2 separate regions of the Homo sapiens genome follow, and region 1 is linked to region 2. A link is an interaction called in ENCODE POLR2A ChIA-PET data of the cell type or tissue named here. Cell type or tissue: A673. All regions are shown on one strand. Links, peaks and the distances in the headings refer to the core of each region. The heading gives the core; the rest is flanking DNA.

The links. ChIA-PET counts read pairs that join two places held together with the same protein. Peaks named below come from ENCODE experiments on the same cell type or tissue, not always from the same donor. Only the 100,000 strongest peaks of a DNase experiment are listed, where the experiment ranks them.
Region 1: POLR2A ChIA-PET joins it to region 2 with 6 read pairs; 1 of 35 experiments calls an interaction of 5 or more read pairs at or near these places.

What each region holds. Positions count from the first base shown.
Region 1 is chr12:77,978,098-77,986,993 of GRCh38, forward strand. All of the region lies in intron 5 of NAV3 (neuron navigator 3), which reads left to right. Among named protein-coding and RNA genes, the nearest start is that of NAV3, 150 kb to the left of the region's middle. RefSeq lists an enhancer at 4,080-4,641. In A673, for the core only: no CTCF peak of the experiment used is centred there; a DNase peak (open chromatin) is centred at 4,444; H3K4me3 peaks cover 285 bases; H3K27ac peaks cover 886 bases.
Region 2 is chr12:79,439,573-79,448,468 of GRCh38, forward strand. SYT1 (synaptotagmin 1) reads left to right here. Exons shown (of 11, transcript NM_005639.3): 10 at 4,501-4,634. Among named protein-coding and RNA genes, the nearest start is that of MIR1252, 25 kb to the left of the region's middle. In A673, for the core only: no CTCF peak of the experiment used is centred there; a DNase peak (open chromatin) is centred at 4,809.

The DNA of each region.
Region 1 (8,896 bases), core at 258-8,257, 1.5 Mb before region 2:
GTATAAAATAAAAACGTCATAATTGTCTTTTATCTTTCCAAAAGAACTGTGAGAATATAAATACATTTGAAAGTATGAGATTAACTCTTAATTTAAGAACTTAAGACACACTTTTTGCCATAAATATGTAGATAACAACAATGGTGAGCCATTATTTGTCCTATGAAATATTTTTTAAGATGTGAAGTGTTATTATAATACAGCTGTGACTCATGATAACTAATTTGTGATTAATTTATTTAAAATTTTATAACAGGACATTTTGACGGCCTAGTTAGATATTTTCTATCAAACACTAGAAATTTGATTCTAACCACAGGTACTACGTATTTGACATGTATGAGCCACTTTCTTCTCAAATAGAGCACTGATTATATATGTAATTATTTCATTTGCCATTTTATACTATATGAAATTATTTATTAATCTTTTCTACTAAAGACTAACATCAAAAAGTTAACATTTATTAAAAATTTTCAAAAATTTTCAAAACTTATTAAAGTCAATAGCTATTGAATTTATTCATCTGTTTTCTACTAAAAACTAACCTCATCTCAATTTTTTGAGGTTAGTCTTTATAAAAAAGCAGATTAATAAAGTCAATATTTATAATTTTGAATAAATTTTTAAAATTATAATTAATAAAGTCAGTAACTATTAACTTTTCATAATCCCTTTTCTATGCTTCTACTTCTGACCATCCCAAATGCCCCTGTCTTTCTGATTGATCTCTCAGTCTAATAAGATATAAAACAAAATAACGATTGACTGTATTCATTACAATTTTCAATATGGAGTAAAATTACATCTCAATACATTCAGAGCTTCAGCCTCAAAATGTTGAGGTTAGTTTTCACTAGAAAACATATTAATAATTATGGACCTTTTTTCCATTATAAGTCAGTAATTTTTCAAATTACTTATAATTTTTCAAATTTCAAATTTGAAAAATTACTGACATAATAAAAACTGCAACTGTCTCAAAAATCATAATTGTCTGGGCATGATAGCTCATGCCTGTAATCCCAGAACTTTGAGAGGCCAAGGCAGGAGATCACCTGAGGTCAGGAGTTCCAGACCAGCCTGGTCAACACTGTGAGACCTACTCTCTACAAAAAATACAATACAAAAAAAAAAAAAAAAAGTTAGCCAGAAGTGGTGGTGTGTGCCTGCTGTCCTGGTTACTTGGGAGGTTGAGGTGGGAGGATGGCTTGAAACTAAGACGTCAAGGCTGCAGTGAGCCATAATTGCACCACTACATTCCAGCCTGGTCACAGAGATTCCTCCTCTGAAATATATATATAGAAAAAAATACACTAAAAATAAAAAAGCTATAATGATTATGTCAGAATGATCATTAGATTATTTTTCTGTAGCCAAGTCTACATGGAAAATCAGGAGATAACTTGGTGAGCATGGAATTAGATTTAGGGGATTTGCATGTTTCAGTAACTTATCTTGCTTATGAGACTTTAACCATTAGTCAAGGGCACACTTTCAACATACACCTCTTTATGTGCCCTTTTCTATGCTTCTACTTCTGACCACCCCAAGTGCCTCCCTCTTTCTGACTGATCTCTCAGTCTCATAAGATGTGAAACGAAAAAAAAAAAAGAAAAAAAAAAAAAAGCCTTCTCTTTCTGCTGTGTGGCAGGCTCTAGAACAACGCTCACCCATCAGAGATGTTTTGTGACCCCAGTCACTGCTTACTAATATTGTTACTGAAATGCCAGAGATTTGGTCTAGGTCCTGCTGTGTGCTACACAGAAAGCCACTTACTGAGAGAACGAGTATTGCCAGAGAAAAAGGCTTTAACTGGGTGCTGCAGCTGAGGAGAAGGGATACCAGTCTCAAATCCAACTAAAATTAGGGGTTTATATGGCAAGGAAGAAATGTAACTATGTGTGGGAAAACAGGAATGAGGGAGGGATAAGGAAGAGGAATTGGTCAACAGGAAGCAGGTGGTCAGTTAAGCAATCATGACAGATGAGGGGCTTGGCGTCTTATTGTCCAGATATAATTATCTGATAAGTTTCAGTTCCTTGACACTATTTGGGTTGCCTGATGGTTGGTTTCCCAAGAAAAAAACCCAGATAAGACAACCGTAAGTTTCTCAAGTTTTAAGACTGGAGGGGTCAATTTCTATGTTTATTCAAAAGAAACCATAAACGTCAGTTCTATGGGACAATTGGGCTGGTTTGATTATGATTGTATTGATGATTATATTTTCTTTGCATTAAATGGAGAGCAGCCCAATTATAAGGACTTGATAGACTAGATTTTCTCACAAATCTTCACATACTTTATAGATATTCATCTTTTAAATGTAATAAAAGTTATTTTCCTGAATATATGTATTAAGAAATAATTTAACATATTTTATGATGACTACAATGCTTTTTAAGTATTTAGAAGTATTAAATAATCTGATTTTTCACTGATCTGTGTGGTCTTTGCCTAAGTTGGTTTAAATTTTTAGTTTGACAAAATAACTTTTTCTACCAGTATTCAAGTTCCAATTTTTTTAAGGTGGTTGCATTCAAATGAACTTTTGGAATGAAGCTCTGAATGTATTGAGATGTAATTTTACTCCAAACTAAAAATTGAAAATGGGAAACATCCACAGAACAGCATTGTAGCGTAGTACTTTGAGCTATGTGTAAGTAACAGCATTGTGGAAAATCTAATTTATGGTGATATTGTAAAAGAAATATGAGCCTCATTTCCTGAATTCTCCTTTATCTTGAAGTTTGACATTCCTAAAAGAGCAAGAGACTTTGATGCTGTAATATCTTACACAGGCCTCTCCCTCTTTAGTTACTGTTTTGAGATCCCACAAAAGCAGACCATGCAGGTGGCCTTATTAACTGCCTGTGGAAATTTAAGATAAGACAGAGGTTATAACATATTTTCATACCGTATTTCACTAAAAGGATAAGTTATCACAGTAACCTGTCCCAAATGCAATTCAGATGATATTTCAGCCACCCGGTTACTAAAAAGAAACACATGTGGATAAAAGCTGTTTCTGACTTATTTATGGATTAGGCAATAACTGTTTTCAGTGAACTCTTAGCAAAAGGAGAACGTATTTTATGATATACTCTGCAGTGAGGACACTTTTTGCAAAATGCCTTTAATATTTTTTAAGGACCACATATAGTTTTGAGGTACTAAAGATATATTTGCAGAAGTGGCTAAATATCTCTCTCTTTCTTAGTGCTAATAGCATGTTAGTTATCATTTTATAGCAGTTCACAAGGATCCTGCAGAAGTCTTTATACTAAAGAAAGAATTTGGTTTAAGGAGCTCTTTAAATCTTAATTCTGAATATATGGTTTCATTTCTATCCCAAGCAATCATAGGACACATAAAGAAATTTATTTCCATCTATCTCAGTCTTAAAAACCCTTAGTGAATGTATTTAACTGTCTTTAAAGTTTGTTCTTTTGTCTAAAATTCCTTAGCATTAAACTTTAAAAAATATATTTAATTATAGTATATCTTGGGTACTTTATTCCCGATTTTTTTTCTCAAGCCATTTTCAGTGAATTTGAAAGGAAATAATTTCTGTCTTTTTAACATAATACTGTATTATAGAAGAAAAAATTGGGAGGTAAAAATTGCCTACTAAAACTCAAACCCAAGAAATGCCTTATTTTATACTCTGAGTTTTGTTTCTTTATATTCCTCTTTGTTTCCTTGTGAATGGTGCTTTTAGAAGAAACAAATGTGATATCATAATTAGGCATGCTTTTTTCTTTCTTTGGGAATCAAGAGTACTACATGTCTCACTATATACGGATTCTGAATAGGGATTTCTTCTCTTGTGATATGTTTATGTGACTCCAAGACTGAGGGTAAATAGATAGGGCCAGAAACAAGGATGATTCTAAAATGATTTTCTATAAAATTTCTTAATATAGATGAAGAGTTATAAAAACTGATGTAATGTCAAAGATTGTCTTTACATTCTGTTTTGCTTTGATAAATATAGTTTATTCAACTACTTTTATATCAAATACATCTATTTAAAAATTACTGTTTTCTACTTGATTTTTATGTTTTGATGAACCAGCCACTGTCTACTTGGGCAGAGTCAATGCATAACATATGGCTTAATGAAAGATGATTTGTTGCTATTGATCCTTTATATGTTACATTAGAGCCGTGTGTTCTTTTCCACTGGTGATTTGAAAGTTCATATGTGACCTTTCCACAAATAAATTGGCCCTCACCATGAGCCAAGAGATACATCAGATATGTGGCTAAGATAAAGTGATGTTCCTCTTCAAATCACCCACAATCTTATAGAGTACCTAAATATTTAAGCAGATGGCTTAATAGACATGTTAATTAATTCAACAAAGCACAAGTTGCTCAGTGATCAAAGTTAGAGGGAAGGGCACATATGAAGGGACTGACGAAGGAAATGCCATTTCACATTCAGGAAATGAGTTATTTGGCTGAGGAGAAAGTTAAAGTAGAAATGGGTTCTGGGTATCTATTGCTGCTTTACAAAAGCATCCCACAATCTAATGGCACAAAACAGTAACCATTTTACGATGCTCATGGATTTTGTAAGCCAAAGAATCAGACGAGGCATAAAGAGAATGGCTTGTCCTTGTTCCACTATGTCCAGGGCAGGCAATGGAGAAGGATGGAATGGCGGGGATGTCACAAACTGGTGAGAGACAGAATATCTGTGGTTAAAGAATCCACTTCCAAGATGACTTCTTCACTCACAGGTCTAGCAGCTTAACTGAAATTCACACGGCCACTCCAGCATGGCAGCCTTAGTGGTATCATACTTCTCACATGGTAGCTCTAGTGGTTAAAGCAGCTTCAAGCCCACTCAGACTCTAAGAGATGGGTGGATAGCACAAAGATCTCACTTCTCAATGGAAGGATGATCAATGAATTTATCGTATCCCTGTGTTAAAATTGTCATAGCATATAATGAGAGAGAAGACTGGAGAAATAGGCAGAGGTCAGTTTGTGGAAGTTGTGAACTCTATGCCTAGGAGCTGGGACTTATTTGCTAAATGTAAAGTAAAATTGCTTTGAGAAATTTTTACCAGAGGAAAAATGAGACTATTTATAACTTAGAAATATTGCCCTGGTGACAGGGTAGAGAAAGATGTGCTTTGGGCAGGGGAATAGGGATGGACCCTGCTCTGGTGGCAAGAGAATGAACAGTTTAATGCTTGCAGATCTGAAAGTTGGACTGGAACAATGAATTTGGTGACTGATTGGAAGTAAGGGTAAAAGACAATCATCACGTCTCTACTTTCATTGATGAATTGAAATATCATGTATTTCAGTAAGACAGAAAATATAATATGATAGTGGAAACAGATGGGAGGAAGGAGGCAGAGAGAAAAAAAGTTTAGCTTTGGCCTTCGTAGGTTTAAGATTTTAATGGAACTTTGGTGACTAGTATGTGGCTCCGGAGCCTAGGAGAGAAGCCAGAGCCAGAGATATGGACCTGGGAACATTAGCTTAGCTATGTTTTATTGATTGAAACAATAGAAATGGAAGAAATAGCTCAGGAAAAAAGTATAAAAGTAGGGGAAAGAAAGGAGAGCTCAACACAAAACTCTGGGGACCACAAACAATTACAGGTGAAGTGAGGAAACAAGGAGAATGAGAGAATGTTCTTTTTGTTTTGCAATGTACTGAGTTATGGTAACTTTTTGCTAAGTTCTTAAGTGTAAATTGTTTTTCTATTGAGAAGTACTTCGTCTTCTGAGACATTTTGTTCTTGTCTTTCAAATTATTCCTGGAATCTAGATACAAATGAAATACAAAACTCTGGTTGAAATATTAAATTAACTATATTGAACATATATTCATCTAATCACTGCAACACAAAACAAAACACTAAGTCCTGAACTTAAGACACTTTTGGATTCTGTGCAGTGTTGAGATTTATGTTTTGAAAGGCTCACCCTGTGTGTGTTGTTTTGGGAATGCTGGTTCTTTGGTGTCTTATTGGGACAGTTTCTAATGATTTCTTACTGGGCTAAGTCCTGTGGGACTTATGTTGTTGACTTTGGGAAACAAGAATAATGAATAATATCCATAAAATTTTGAAGGAGAATAAGACCTAATTGTATTTGATTTCAAGGAATCACAGTCCCAAAGTAATTTTAAACTGAGAGACCAAGAGCCACAGTTAAAAGCTCAGCCATTGTCCTGAAAGAGCCATGCTTATGTGCTTTCAAGTAAGAATAACGTAACATCAAAAGTGGTAAGTGAGAACCAAGGGATGTGGTATTAGGAAGACTTCCAAGTGCAGGTGTGCAGGGTAATAGCGGCTAAAATTCACACAGGATTCATTAGAATATTTACAGTGCCTCCAGAGACTGTCAAGTATGCATTTTTTTTTTTTTTTACCTGTTATAGCACTTATCTTTACCAGACACCCTTCTAAGTGATCTGCAATTTGGTCCTCATAAAAGCCTTTAGGTAGATGTCATCCTCATTTAACAGATGAGAAACTAGGCACAGAAAGCAGTTGAGCTGAGATGTGGGTAGGGCAGCTGGCTGTAGATTCCTTGCTATTAACCAATGTATTCGATGTTTACTACTGGCATTTCAACATATTAATTCACAGAAGATAAATAATGTCATCTATCATTTCTTCACATCTGCAAAATGCTTTTGTTTCTCTTTCCAAACTTGAATTTGATTTCCATTAAATATAAAATTATAGGTTTTTTGTTTTTTTTTTCGAGACGGAGTCTCGCTCTGTCACCCATGCTGGAGTGCAGAGGTGTGATCTCAGCTCACTGCAACTCCCACCTCCTGGGTTCAAGCGATTCTCCTGCCTCAGCCTCCCAAGTAGCTGGGATTACTGGCACATGCCACCACGTTCAGCTAATTTTTTGTATTTTTAGTACAGACAGGGTTTCAACGTGTTAGCCAGGATGGTCTTAATCTCCTGACCTCGTGATCCAGCCACCTAGGCCTCCCAAAGTGCTGGGATTACAGGCGTGAGCCACCGCGCCCAGCCTATACTTTTTATGAAGAATATTAGTTAGTATACATGGTTTTAGGGGTTATAATTCTCCGAATGAAACAGTAACCTCTGTGGGCTTTAACCAAATTTTTCCAAATTAAATCTTTCTGACACAGTGCCAGTACATCGGAGGTGGTCAATAAAAGTCTTTTCAATGATTAATTAATTGGACAATTGCATAAATCAATCTTCATGTTTGTCAGAATAACGAGAACACTGAACTAAGTTTAGTTTCTCAATATCTATGTCTATGTGCCACTTTGAAAACCTTAGGAATGTGAAGCTGCTTTCTTATTTATTCATTAATTCAGTATCCAAAAGTATTTATATACTTTATAAGTTAATCTTTAGAATAACATCAGTGATGGCTCTTCACTGTCAATACTCTAAAGGTGGGATTAGTCACTTCTGAATATCCATTTTCCCAGGGTTTCTATTTCTTTCTCTACTTTTTTTTTTTGTATGTAGACATAATTGAATTGGAATTTTCTTTTCATACACTACACGAGCGATGTTCAACCTCATTTTCCCACACTCCTTTCTATGTAACTTTATTGTACGTAGAACAACTCAAATTAGAGGCCCAGGATTTGTCTTAGATTCTTCCCTTTCTTTCAATTCCTGTGTCCACTATTTTAACTTATTTTAATCATTTACTTCTATTTCCTGTGCCTCTGTCTTCATTCAGGCCTATATAAAATCCTGCCTGAATTTTAGCCATGATTTCCTATTTGATCTGTTTTCAGCCTTGTTAACATCTCCCAACCTCATTTCTTCCTCACTCTTACATATCTAAGGAAAGATCTATCTAATCTGAGAAATTAGTATTTCTTCCGAAATTAAATTTTTTTGGTAGTCTCCCATGCAATCAGAATAAATACCAAATTCCTTAGCAAATTGTTGTGGCTTTCTAGATTCTCACTTGGAAAAAAACTAGATGTTAAAATATTATTTTTAGGGCTGGGCGCGGTGGCTCATGCCTGTAATCCCAGCACTTTGGGAGGCCAAGGCGGGTGGATCACTTGAGGTCAGGAGTTTGAGACTAGTCTAGCCAACATGGTAAAACCCCATCTCTACTAAAAATACAAAAGTCAGCCAGGTGTGGTGGCACGCACCCGTAATCTAAGCTACTTGGGAGGCTGAGGCAGGAGAATCGCTTGAACCTGAGAGGTGGAGGTTGCAGTGAGCCGAGATCGTGCCACTGCACTCCTGCCTGGGCGACAGAGCAAAACTCCATCTCAAATAATAATAATAATATTTGTAGAATGAATAAGAAAATTAAAAATATTTATAATTACCACAATAAATAAGCATAAGTTGAAACAATTCAAATACCAACTTCCTCAGCTGAGATTTTTTGTAAGAAGCTTGATAGAATCCAAAGAGCTAAAGTCGATACATTATATGAGGTTGAGGTATTAGGTTTTGGTGATTTATAGAATTCTGTATGTGTATTATGTTGAAGCAAATTTGATTCTTGAGGTTGAAAACTAAAACTAAGGAATGAGGTCATATATACATATATATGACCACATTTTGCATGGAAGTCTGCTGTTAAAATAACTATAACATAAATAGAATAGTCTACAAACATCTTACATGAAATTATTAAAATTTTCTTAGCTGTGTATTGATGAAGGCATAGAGAGGAGATACAAATACATTTTAACTCTCATTCTAATTCCTGTTGAACAATAAGGGCTGTTTGAATCCTTTGCAAGGATTATGAGGCTACCATAGGAATTAGTAGAAAAAAAATGTTCCATGATTGATTAGTGATGTCTGTAATGGATGTGGGAGTGGCTAATTATAAATTATGTTCCACATTTATTAGCCCTGAATAAAACATTGCTAAAAATTTTAAATGATAAT
Region 2 (8,896 bases), core at 799-8,798:
CACAGATGCTGACTTAGATGTTAGCCCTCTCATAAAACCATAGTAATAATTAACAATGAAATGTGCCAGCCACACTTTGAATCACTTTCCATGTGGTAACTCAATTTAATTTTAACAACTTTATGAGCTAGGCATTATCATTTTCACTACTTTACAGTTGAGGGAGTTATGCCACAAAGAGGTGAAATAACTTCTCCAAGACCACACAGCTAGAAAAAAGCAGAGCCAAGATCCAAGTTAGGTTGGCTCTAGAGTCTGTACTTGTAAACACTGTACTAAATTGTCTCTCTGACATATCACAAAGAGCAGCAGGTTTGGAGTCAGGATAGACTGGCTTGAATTCTTTAAAAAAAAAAAAAATCAGCCTTTCTGGCTGGGCACAATGGCTCACTTCTGTAATCCCAGCATTTTAAGAGTCCAAGACAGGTGGATCACCTGAGGTCAGGAGCTCAAGACCAGCCTGGCCAACATGGTGAAACCCCGTCTCTACTAAAAATACAAAAATTAGCTGGGCATGTGCCTGTAATCCCAGCTACTTGGGAGGCTGAGGAGGGAGAATCGCTTGAACCTGGGAGGCAGAGGTTGCAGTGAGCCAAGACTGTGCCACTGCACTCCAGCCTGGGTGAAAGAGCGAGACTCCATCTCAAAAAAAGAGAGAGAGAGACTCAACTACTTTTTTAAGATAAGTTAAACAAAAGAAGTGAAGTGTCCCATGTCTTGCATCTATTTCATTGGCAAGAAGGATTATCTAAATGACATTGAAGACGGGGTGTCAGTATTTAGATGATGAAGGTTTCCATGAGTTCTTGTTTTGGGGAACAGAATGAATCCATACATGAGTTCCTGTTTTGGGGAACAGAATGAATCCATACAGTTACAGAGATATAGAGTGCCTAGAGACAGTAGCCCAATTTTTTGGTTGCAGGTTTCCTATGCTATTTACATGTTTCAGAAAACCTAGTGAATGTTTAGATGCTATGCATGTTGTCCAGCAGCTGTACTCAGGAAAAGCAAGAGCAACATTTGTGAGTTTCATTACATCTTATTTTATTATTTCCATAAAATTGTGTTTTATTATGCAATCACAAGGACTTCTAAGCCACCAAGAGACTGACAAGGATTTCGCTTTGCAGAACAACCCCTAAAACAGAACAAATTCAATTATCCAGAGGCCTATTTTGTAGGAGAGGTAATCTTTGCTTTAGAATTTTTAAAATTGTATTCTTAAAGCACAAATGTGACTCATAGGCAGGTGTATTTCCATTTAGAGAACTCAACCAGTAGCTGAGGATATAGGAGCAAGGTCTAGATCTCAGAAAAAGTTACGAACAAGCTAAGCAAGAGATTAGGGATATCGCTAAAGGGACCCAAGTTCAGGACGAGACTTCAATACAGTGAAAGAACTAGAAGACACTTAGTTCCTTGGCAATCAAGACTGGAGAAAATGGAGACTCAATCTAAGACTTCAGATTGTTGGGCTAAGAAGATGCTCAAATGTGCCCATCCCAGGTACATAACATATAGTCTAGGCTTATCGAGGCACAAAAGCTGATAAAGAACCCTAAGTTTCTTCCAGCTTTTGTTTTGACTAAGTTGGGAATTTTGCCTGCAACGTAAGTGCTTTGGTACCTGTATCAGGGTCAATCTGCGAAGGCAAAGACCGAGACTTCCCGTTTATAGCAGTTCCAAACCTGCTCCGCTTTCAGCCCTGTTTTGTTGTTGTTGTTGTTGTTGTTGCTGCTGCTGCTGTTGTTGTTGTTGTTGTGAGATTCTGCCTCTGTTGCCCAGGCTGGAGTGCAGTGGTGTGATCTTGGCTCACTGCAACCTCCGTCTCCCTGGTTCAAGCAATTCTCCTGCCTCACCTTTGGAGTAGCTGGGATCACAGGTGTGCACCACCACGCCTGGCTAATTTTTGTATTTTTGGTAGAGATGGGGTCTCACCATGTTAGTCAGGCTGGTCTCAAACTCCTAACCTCAGGTGATCTACCTGCCTCGGCCTCCCAAAGCGCTGGGATTACAGGTATGAGCCACTGCACCCAGCCCCCAACCCTCTGTTCTCTTTTTTATGTATCATGAAATAGTAGAATACATCTGAGTCATCAGAACTGACAGCCTCTGCTTACAAAAGCAACAGATCAGCAGGTCCTAAGTTAACGCTTTGACCTCACCGTCTACCTCTCTTCCCCCTGCCTTCATTGTTTCTCAAACATGCAGAAGGAGGTGCAACTTAGGGCCTTTGCAGGTACTGCTCCTTCTGGCTGGTACAAGCATCACCATACAGCCAAATGACTGGTTCTTTCTTGTCTTTCAGTTCTTGGCTAAAATGTTGCCTTCTCAATGAGGACTTTCCTGATCAACCTTTTTTAAATTACCCTATTCTCCCCAAGGCATTAATAACATCATGTCAGAGCTCTTAGCAAAATCTGAAACTATCTTGTTGGGTTTTAATTTGCTTACTGAAATGGCAGATGTGCAAGGTTTTTTCTTATCACTTATTGTGTTAAATGAATCAAGATACTCAGAGTGCTTCTCTTGAGAAAACCTATGCCTCACTTAGGTTGACAAAGTTTCAACACATGAACACAGGAGGCATATATAGTATATACATGTATTTCATCAGTCCCAAAGAACAACTGGCGACATGACTAGCTTTATAAAATTGCAAGGCGTTGGATGGGGGAGCTAGGGAACTTTACAAAACACACAAGGTCTCTGAACCAAAAATCAACATTGGCTGTGAACAGTAACATGGATTATCAGTGACATTTTTTGCTTCCATTTACAACTGTTTACAGTGGATTTTTTTTTAACTGACCAACTCTTTAGTTTGTGGAGTTGGTTTTACATCTCTAGGCCTGGTTTTTAAAGATATTCTTAATTTTGATGAAAATCTTCATTATGATCTCCTGGACTGGATGTAACATTTAAAAAAATCTCCTAACAACATATATCCTAGTAATGCAGTCTCTGGGGTAGTGGGAAAAAGTCAGGACTGGGAGTCACAAGACCCAGGCTGAGGCCCTAAATAAGTTCCACTTATTCAACAAAAATTGAATATGTGCCAGGCACTGTTTTAGCAAATTCAAATAGTGAATATGACAGACAAAGTGTCTGTCCCTTAGGAATTATGTTCTACTGGGGATAGGGAGAGGGTGATAAAAATACCCTTTTTTCATCTGCAGTTTTCTCTTCTAAAAATAGGTGGGCATTAGACTAGATCATCTGGAAAGTTTCTCCTAGCTCTACATGTTCCGAGAGAGAGGAAAGAAAATTTGAAAGGCTTCGCAGTAGTTATTTTAGGGAAGTAAAATCCTAGATTTAAATTTTTTTTTCTTTTTGGTCATCATTGCTTTCTGATATTTTTTCTATAATGAACATGCATTACAATATGAAATGAAAAAATGTTTAAGAAAAACAGTAGAGATTTTCCTTTCAACCGTGAGCATTGGTTTCTAGTGACCTGAAGGTACAACATTCATCCATTAGTAATGGGAGCTGTAAATGGGAATTGTCTTGCCTCTCCAGTGACTTATTAATCTTTGCCTAATGGGGCTTTAGGGAACCTGCTCAGGGGATCTTTATGCTCCTTTTCCCATTACTTCAGTGTGTACCGGTCTCTTCTCTTTTCCTCGAACACTTGAAGTTCTTCTCCACCTAGGAATATTTAGGCTCAGTTGGCCTCATCTCACCCTTCAACCTTCACATCTCAGCTTAAATGTTAATTCCATAGATGCCTTAACAGAGCAATCTAAAACCTAAATTCCCTTCCTACTTTACTACTCACCATATCATCCTTGGTATTTCCTATATTATCTCTATTCTGCTTTTCTCTTACAGAGCACTCTTGTCAACTTGTAGTTTCATGTCTTTTGTTTCTATATAAACTTAGTCTATTTTCCCCCACAGTCTGAAGTTTCATTGTGAAGACAGGGATAGTCTGTTGTGTTGAGGCTATATTCCTAGGGCCTAACAGTGCCTGTCACATCATAGATACTCAACTAATATTGATGGAGTAAATGAATAAATGAATGAATGAAATGGCTCCTTTGTCCTCTCTCTGTTAAGTGTTTTATTCCCATACAGTGTTGTGCTGCAGGCAAGCCCTTTGCCAGCTCACAAGAGTGAACGGTTAATTTTTCAGGGATTTTGCAAGCCAATTGTTAAGCTTAGTGGCTTGACATTGGCCTTGGTTGGGGTATATATATACCATAGACATAGGGAAATGCTGCATGTTAAGACTTTTTATTCCCACAAAGAGCTGGTTTACCAGCATACCTCTACTCTCATCTTCTAAATCAAACTATAAATATTGAGCTATCATGCAAAATCATGCCCATAGGTTATTTAAAATATTTCAATAAAAAAGTATTGAATTTAAAAAATATTAAATACATGCTATATAATTATTTACCTGTGGGAAATAGTTCTTTTATAAGCTAACTTATAATCTAAAATATGTGTCTCTGATCTCCTAAAGTTTGTTTCCTGTTTTTCATTCAGATCCTTATGTGAAGATTCATCTGATGCAGAATGGTAAGAGGCTGAAGAAGAAAAAGACAACAATTAAAAAGAACACACTTAACCCCTACTACAATGAGTCATTCAGCTTTGAAGTACCTTTTGAACAAATCCAGGTAATGTCAAACATAACTTTGTCTTCCCACTCAATTTCATTCCTTCAGACCACATAAATTATACACACAGACCTTGTAAGTTATCAGTGCACATGCCTTCATTAGAACTGCCATTCTTTCTCCCCATGCACATTTGATGCTTGAGCTACATCAGGAAGGATAAAATATACAGCACAGGATGTGCTGACTCATCAGCCCAAAACAGCTGGCACTGTGTTGAGCAGAAATAAAGTAGGAAAAAGAAAATCAACAGAACAACTCTGCTAACTCAAAAAGTGCATCTATAAAAGTTAAAAAGCCCAGAGAAAACTATGAGCTTTCACTATTTACTCCCAGGCCATAAATAAGTCTCCCCATGAGATCTTTAGAGCAAAAAATAGTGATAAGAGAAATATTTTTGGTTGATGCTAAATATGCAGCATATTGAGTCTTTATTAAAAGATGATTAACAATAGAAAAATTAGGCTAAGTTGTGTTTTCAATTATTTAAATCCAGCTTCCTGTGTCTGAGTTGGAATGGATGGCTATTTTATTAAAAATGGAGCCTTAATATGCCAGACAATAATTATGAAGGGAAATATTCTATTAAATATCCTTGTAGTTAATATGTTCATATTAAGTTGCTATATGTAGCCACAATGATAACATGCAATCTTATCATTTAGGGGTTTTTGAAAATATTTACATTTTCTCACCCCATCTCCATAGTTAGCCTATAAGAATCTAAAGATAATATCCAATAATTTTGGGCCATTTCTTGCAAATCTTTAATGGGCATCAGAGAGTCAAACTGCATAAAGCAACACTATTTTTACATTTTATTAAATAATTGGCGCAGGTGTATATTTTCAGTGATACACAAGTTTGCCCATAACTTGAAGGAAAAACAAAGAGCAGACATCAAACCTACAACAAAGAACCTTCTAAAGGTCCAGAATAACAAATACTCTTTATTTATTTTATTTTATTTATTTTAATTGCCAAATAGTAGTTGTACATATTCATGGGGCACATAGTAATGTTTTCATATATATAATGTATTGTAATCAAATCAGAGTAGTTAGCATATTTATCATCTCAAACATTTATCATTTGTTTGTCTTGGGAACAGTCAATATCCTACTTGTAGCTATTTGAAATTATATCATATGTTATTGTTAACTATAGCCATCCTGTAGTGGTACAGAACACTAGAATTCATTCCTCCTATGTAGCTGTGATTTTATATCCTTAAACAAATCTCTCCCTACCTTCCCCTTCCCAGTCTTTAGTATCCTTTGTTCTACCTTTTATTTCTATGATATCAACTTTTCTTTAGCTTCCACATGAGTAAGAACATACAGTGTTTACTTTCTGTTCCTGGCTTATTTCACTTAACATAATGTCTGCCAGTTCCATCCATTGCCACAAATGACAGGATTCATTCTTTTTTATGGCCGAATAGTATTCCATTGTGTATATGTACCACATTTTATTTATCCATTCATCTGTTGTTGGACACCTAGGTTAATTCTGTATGTTGGCTGTTGTGAATAGTGCCATACCACTCTTAATATGCCAAATTGTGTCTTCATTTACCTTTAATCTATTCTTAGAAGACAGTATCTTATGAATTAATCACAGCTTTATTCCAAGAAGAAAGCTAATATAATAGCTACACTTATTTTATATATATAAAATATATATTTTATATATATAATAAGTATAGCTATATAATATATACATATATAAAATAAGTATAGCTATTATGTTAGCTTTCTTCATGGAAACATTAATCCAAAGACATATATATATATATATATATATATATATATATATATATATATATTATGCCTAGGTCCAAGTTAACCACTTTATGTATGTAATCTCATTTCATACTTAGAAGAACTTTATGAGAAAAGTACTATTGTTATTATCCTAATTTTATATGTGAAAAAACTGAGGCTTAGAATTTCTTTACATGTAAAATAAGAATGATAACAGTCCTTGTCAAAGTGACATTATGCATATAAAAGCACTTGGAACAGCGCCCAATACATAGGAACACACAGTAAATGGTCCTGTCATCATCATCATTATTATTCACATGCTAATGTCCTCTCTTTTTCAAGTTAACATTTTATTAGAAAATAGATCTAACAATAAGATTAAATCAGTATATAAATCAGTGCTGTCTAATAGAACTTTGTGATGATTGAAATATTCTATCATCCATGCTGTCCAATAATATGATAGCCACAGCTGGCCAATGAGCACCTCAGTCACTAATTTGACCAAGGAACGTTATTTAACTTCCATGTATTTAAATTTAAATTGATATAGCTAGATGTGGCTGGTAGCTACTCTGTAGTATAGGGCAGTCTTAAATGACCAAAAATAACCAATAACTCTACCATCTTTGTATTGGTTGATAGTTTTAAATACAACCTTTATCATATAAATTTTCACATGGTGTCAAATTATACATACTTATTTACTTTCAACATCTGTTACATAAGTAAATGCAGAGGACACTGGTTCCCTGTTCCCAATAACTTTTTCACTAGCCTGAACCAGCGGGCCCCCTGCTTTGGACCCACTCACAAACCCTCAAGACATCAATTTTTTCCAACGATTTATTTTGCAATATTTATTCAGTGAACTTTTTTGAGTTCTAAGACCTTATTCCTATGGAAACTAACACCTCCTGGCATTTAATTTTTTTAATTCCACAAAATAAATATAAAGCAAGGCATTGAGATGAAAACTCCCATTGAGCTACAATTCTATGCCTTTAAAATAAATATCCTTTTCAACTACAAACTGCAGAAAATGCAGGTATATTGAAAGTGAAGCACATTAAAAATAAGACACATGCTAGGTTTCTGGGGCAGCATTTCAGAGGCAATAGCGTTTTGTCAGGACAGACAGAAACTATGCCCAATATAGAATACATTAGACATGGAAATAATGAGCATTCCTTTGACTGTATCCCTCTTTCTCTGCTCCTTGAGTCACTTTGTTCTTTTTTTTTTCCTTTTTTTATAGGAGGCAACTTTTCTAGTCTTCACCTTTTTCTAGAAAAAAATAATTGAGTATTTCACATGCTAAAATAGGGTCTTAAGTTTGCCTTATCCTGAGGTTATAAGACAATCTGCCTGTCCTTCTGTCTTTCTCTATCCCTATGAAATGTATTATGAAAGAAGCAAAATATGCTAATTTCCAAATGCATGTGAGAATGTAAGCCCTTCTCCCCCAAATGTAGAAATAAACTACATATGCAGCTGGAAACATTAATCCAAAGGCTTCACAAGGATATTTTGTCTTGAATGCTACTAATCAATGCATTCCTAAGTGGAATAATCAAACTCTAAAAACTTCTGTTACCTTTGTGTGTCATGTCCCCCACCCCATTCATTACAATATGATTGCTTCCTGATAAATTTGCTTAGAACAAGCTCTAAGAATCAGTATAGCCCTCTTCTTTGTTCCAGAAACTATCCAGTGGATAGTTAATTCCTTTCACAATGGAATCACTCCAAGGGAAGATTGTCCGTTTTATTGACAATGTGTTGCATTTCACATTCTAAATTCCACTTGCAGAAGTGATTGTTTTCTCTGCTCTGAAGCTGTATATCAATGACATTTCTCATTTCATTAATATAATAAACCAGTCTCCAGCATATAAAGTCCACTAAAGGGCCCTAACTCAGCTGGTTCTTAATCTGGCCCTAGCTTTTATAATTACATTTTCTGCTACTTTCAACTCTGGCAATAAATGTTACATATTCCATTTATTTTAAACTCTTACCTTTACACTCAGCTGCTAGATTGAAACCATCACATATTCTGCTAAGTAAATTCATTACTTAGGAAGTAGAACTGAAATTTGCTTTTAAAAAGTATATATTTTATACCATAATGGTATAGGTTTGCTTTCATCAGTTCAATCATTCAGAAAAGGAAGTCATCAAATAAACTTTCAAAATCTGATGGAATCATTGAATAAATCCCGTGTAGCCTAAACTGATATTTCCATTTGATATCAATGCCAGATACATTGTAGTTACTCAGTAAATGTTTACTAAGAGAACGTATGGATGAGAAAAAAATATCTTTATTACTACTTTTTAACCATACTTTTCACTATACTATCATGTTTTATGCTCACAATCATATGATTAGTTGAAATTCTATATTAATTCTATATTAATTTTTTTGTAACATGCTGTCCCCCCACCCTTAAAATCAGATTATTGCACATGGTTGCCTTGGGAATTGTA